Regions from separate parts of the Homo sapiens genome. Here region 1 is linked to region 2. The links are chromatin loops, found by intact Hi-C in ENCODE. Cell type or tissue: ascending aorta. All regions are shown on one strand.

Region 1 (2,500 bases), 82 kb after region 2:
GTGACTCCCTGCACTCTATTATTTGGGTGTTTGATTTGGCCCCATAATATGGTGGTGTGGCCAAGACTATGCCCTCTGAACCTCCACCTCCATCCCTGGGTACAGCCAGTAAACAGAACTTTGCAAATTCCTATCTTGGAATCACAATGACAAACGCTCCAAGATGGCAGGAGCCTCTGAGCACCTTGAGAGGCAATCAAGAGAAGCCTGTCTCAGCAGACTCACCTCACTGCCAGGTGGTGGCTGCACACTCTCTGTGGGGTATCGCACCTCAAACCACAGCTCTGCAATCCTACAATATCTTTCACCATCCCACATAGTATTTGTTAATTGAATCCTGTAATTTAATTGCATTCGCATTTCTAAGCACACTTGTTTTCATAGAACGTATACTCTTTAGCACCTGAAGATTCTGACAAGTAAATGTCATCCATGCCTGTCCAGGTAGATACGAGGTAGCGTTGCCCTCACTCCCAGACACTCCCCTGTCCATTACTTAACCACGTGGAGTTGGAGTAGCCGTTTTCTATGATTATGATCCATTTTCTTCACCCTTGTTGGAGCTTTCATAAGAATCAGCAGGAACTCTGCAAACCCTCCTCCCTGTCACTACCTCACCACTTCACCAACATGTCCCCAGCCTCCAGTTCCATCCCATCAATGCCATTTCTGGCACATATGCCCACTGGATCCACCCAGTGACAACCACCTGCATGCCATTTTCTTGAATGAAAGGAATGAAGGCATTTTCTACTCTATCATCATTCCTTGACCTTCACCTGTTTTGGTTTTTAAAGTGTTTTCTCTTCTGCATTAGCCGGAGTTCATTAGAGAGCCGTCCAGCCTCCATACCTGGAGTTGGTCACTGATGGCCTTTTTTACTGTCTGCCACTGAAGGTTAGTCTGGTCAAATGATCTTCAGTGAAGAGCATTCAACAAGTCAGTGCTCAAAAGCAAGGGGGTGAATCTTTGGAGGAGAGACTGGGGAAGACCGATGAGAGGGGAGAATTAATGGTTAAATCTACAGTAGGGTTTCAAATTCTTTTTTCAAGTTTAGGGGAAGGATTCCTCTGTTAATTCATTTATTCATTCTTACAATCTGGTTAGACCTATGGCCTCCCAGAAAACAGCTAAATTAGCCTCTTCTCTAATGTAGGCCCAGGGCTCTGGCTCTATCGGGGATTCCAAAGCCCCTCAACACCACCCCTGAGCTTACCCTGGAGAGTAATGTTTTCCGGGCATTCACATCAACTGAGAGCTTAAATATGGTTCTTCTGGGAGAGGGCCAGGAGACGGGATGGCCATTATCAGCAATCTGCTCTCTGCGGAGTCTGAGCCATGTGAACAAACAACCTCACACACTACGAGTGGGGAGAGAAGCGATTGGAATGTTCACTCCTATTTTCCTAAAATATCCAGTGAACCATGAACCTAAACTCTACACCTGAGGCAAACCGGGAGTTGCTATTTTAACACAGCACAGCTTAGAAAACAATCCACACATGTTCTGTGACTTGGGCCAGCCCCAGAGGGATTCCTGGCAGCATTGCATGGGTGACTAATATTCACAGCCTCTCTGAGGGTGAAGGGTATGCTATTCACCTGTCTGCCACCACTCACTTCAATATGCTTTGCCATGTGGGATCTGAGAGGAGTCTTTTTCTGGGAGTTTTAAATATCTTTTCAATGGGGCTTTTAAGATACTTATAAGTACTGTTTTCTGATCTAGGATCGCTCCACCTAGTCTATTGGCATATCTCTTATACAGGAGGACAAGAGAGTGATGAAAAATGAGACAGGAAATGCACCCATTTATTTCGCAAACATCTGCGTTGGGCCATTGGGGAATACCAAGATGACTCAGCCACAGTTGAAGGAGGGCAGATATGAAAACAAATCATTAAAATAATGTAGTCAAATGCTAAATAAGGTTTGTACCAAAGGCTGTGGGAACACAAAGAAGGGATCATTAATTTTGTCAGAGGCAGTCAAGGAAGACTTTGTAGAGAGTGACCTCTGAGTTGTACTTTAACAGCTGTGTTGGAAAGTTCAGGTGAGAGAGGAAAGGAACGGTGTTCAAGACAGAGGGAACAGCAGCCGCAAAGATGTGGAAGCTTGAAGACCCCTGAAAACTTTGCTGAGTTTGGGCCACAGGTTACACGGGAGCAAATGGGGCAGGTATGAGGCTGACACCGTGGGTTGGGGTGAGATATGAAGGCATGTGGTCAGGTTAAAGGGTCCAGACTTAATTCATTGGGCAATTGAGAAAAAACAGAGGACTTGGAGCATAGGTGTGAAACATCAGATTTTAGAAAGACATATCAGTAGACAATCACTGTATTTCAGGCTTTAGTGATTCCTCACTTGGTCCATGATACAAGCCTCCATGTCACACTTTGCTTGCTGCTTTGTATATCTGCTCAGCTGAGGCATTTTTACATAACCGTATGTTAAAAGGGTCATTATTCCCACTGTACAGTTGGCGAAAGAGAATCTCAGG
Region 2 (2,500 bases):
AAACCCCATCTCAACTAAAAATACAGAAATTAGCCAGGTGTGGTGGCACATGCCTGTAGTCCCAGCTACTCGGGAGGTGGAGGCAAGAGAATCACTTGAACCCAGGAGTCAGAGGTTGCAGTGAGCTGAGATTGTGCCACTGCGCTCCAGTCTGTGTGACAGAGTGAGACTCCATCTCAAAAAAAAAAAATGAATGAATGAATGATCAAATGATCGTTAAAATATTCTATAGGATTATATACCGTATATATGCTTATTAAATAGTTGATCACAGAATGCAATCATATAATAAATAATCCTGGGAGGCTAACTGCTGTAATCAACAGAAACTGGGACTGACAGGGAAGGTAAGAATTTGACATGTTCAGTTTTGGGTATGTGAAATTTGAGATGCCAGATCAAGTGCATTAGGCCCTTTACCTTATTGTCAACTAAAATCGTAAAGGCTCTTCTAATTCATGAGAACATCCCACATCTCCTCTCTCTTGCACTTTGTAGCTAAGAGAAAAACCATTCACCCTTCTCATTAACATTTCTCATTCTTCCCTGAATGTTATGTTCATTGTTCAGCCTCTTGAAGTTGCTCTAAATCCTGAGTTTATGAGTGTACTTATCTCCACTCCCAGCTTTGCATTGTGTCAGTATTTATTTAACGTATTCCCAAAGCTGTTAATCCAGTTAATTGGTAAACATTGGCTATGTCAGAACCTGTAGCACAGTACCGAAGGAAGGCCTCCAGATAGATACCAAAATGCACGAATCAGCAGCACCCTTTGGATATGTCCTTTCACTCATTAAGTAAGCCCTGCCTGGAATGGAACTTGAGCCATGTCTGTTACTCTGGCCTCATGGAGCACCTGGGAGCTCACTAGCAAGCTCCTTAACTCTCTCCTGCTCCAGCTCCTTCTCAGCACTGTTGTTTCCTTCTTCTCCTAACAGATAAGTGGAAATTGGAGGGCCCCGTGGGCCTGCCTGAATCCAACTGCCACACCCCGGGCAAGCAGAGGGCCAGGGCCCTTTGCCCAAGTTTCCTTACAAACCCATGAAGGACAGTTTCAGAAAGCAGCACTCTAAAGGCACTCAGTGTCAGAGCCAAGGTAAACAGCCTGGGACACAGCTGCCGGTCCAACCGGGGTTAGGCAACGTGGACAGCCAGCGTGGGAAGCCAAGAGAAGCCGAGGAAAGAAAGAGAAGGGAGGTTTGAAGGGGGCAGTTGAGAGGGAGGCTTTGGCAGTTCTTGACTTCTGCTGCCATTGCAGTGGGCTTTGGAAGCCTTGAAAGGGACCGTAAAGATGAGAGCCAAGGAGGTGGCCACCAGAGGATGCATTTGATTGGGAATAGACAAAAGAGGCATCATCCTCACTTCAAAGCCATTTATCAAACACAGCAAGTGTGCTCTGCATAAGGATAAAGACCACCAGCTCTAGCATACATCTCAGGGTCCCAGAGAGGACAGGCAGACACCTCCCTGCGAACCCTAAGGCCTTACTGGGCAGCTCCCGACCTGGACAGGAGAGTTGGCACCACTAGCATACCGCCCTCCCTATTCTGCCTCCCTGAATTCCTTCTCAGCTTCTAGAAAGGGCAAACGGTCCTTCCATTACCAAAAGGCCCCCAACCACCACCCCTCCACTTCACAGAAAAACCATCACATGTTAACAGTCCTCACTGTTCTCTGCATGTTACATCACTGCTGACTTCTTTTAGTTTTTTCAAAAGCCCTAAAAACTGCTACCAGGAAATGAATAAGTCTACGTTGGATAATCCATAGCAATCTCATTTACTGTGAACAAGAGCCACAAACAGGACAGTGTGGTCATCTCTCAAGGGTGTTGGTGACCGGTCGGGTGATTCCCAGAAGAGATCAAAGCCAGGCAGAAAAGATGGCAAATGTAGCAGCTAGTGTAGTCAGTGGGTTGTGATTTGGCTGGAGCTGAGGCAAGGGAACGTCTGAAGCGAATGAATAAAACCCTGCACAGCTCTGAGAATGCCCGTGGCCTGGCCTGTGCTGTTGTTACATTTATATCTAATTCATGGAGTTGGTAACTGAGTGGTCGGGGCCCAGCCAGACTGCAGCAGCCTGTGCAGTTCCCCCAGGAGCCCGTTGGCCAGGTTTACCTTGCCTAGTTTCATCTCAAAGAAAAACATCGATTTAACAAATATCAAACCTTGGACCCCTGAGACATTGAAGCAATCAGGTTCTGTGGCCTGTAGGAAGCTTCTGCAATGCCAACCTGCTAAATGGTACCAAATGCCCAAACATTAGTCATAGGCACTATTATCAATGACCTACTGCATGCCAAGTGCTTGTATATAAACTGTTTCACTTGATCCTATTCCAAAATCTCTCTCCTGTCATCCTCACAGGCAACCGCTCTCATTGAAGTCATGATTTCTGCCTTTATCTCTGACTGGATTTCCCTGACTCATCCACACATAGCCTGAATAAACTTGGAAATGTATAAATATGAGCAAGTCATTCCCCTTCTTAAGACTTTAT

The links. A loop is a pair of places that touch in the nucleus more often than their neighbours do. Peaks named below come from ENCODE experiments on the same cell type or tissue, not always from the same donor. Only the 100,000 strongest peaks of a DNase experiment are listed, where the experiment ranks them.
Region 1: it touches region 2 in a loop (2.2-fold over the local background); 27 of 110 quality-filtered maps call a loop at or near these places.

The regions. Positions count from the first base shown.
Region 1 is chr13:44,299,680-44,302,179 of GRCh38, forward strand. No RefSeq gene overlaps it. Among named protein-coding and RNA genes, the nearest start is that of SERP2, 73 kb to the right of the region's middle. RefSeq lists an enhancer at 1,703-1,892. In ascending aorta, no CTCF peak of the experiment used is centred here; a DNase peak (open chromatin) is centred at 1,522; H3K27ac peaks cover 1,820 bases.
Region 2 is chr13:44,217,992-44,220,491 of GRCh38, forward strand. No RefSeq gene overlaps it. Among named protein-coding and RNA genes, the nearest start is that of MIR8079, 23 kb to the left of the region's middle. In ascending aorta, no CTCF peak of the experiment used is centred here; DNase peaks (open chromatin) are centred at 1,090 and 1,872; H3K27ac peaks cover 2,131 bases.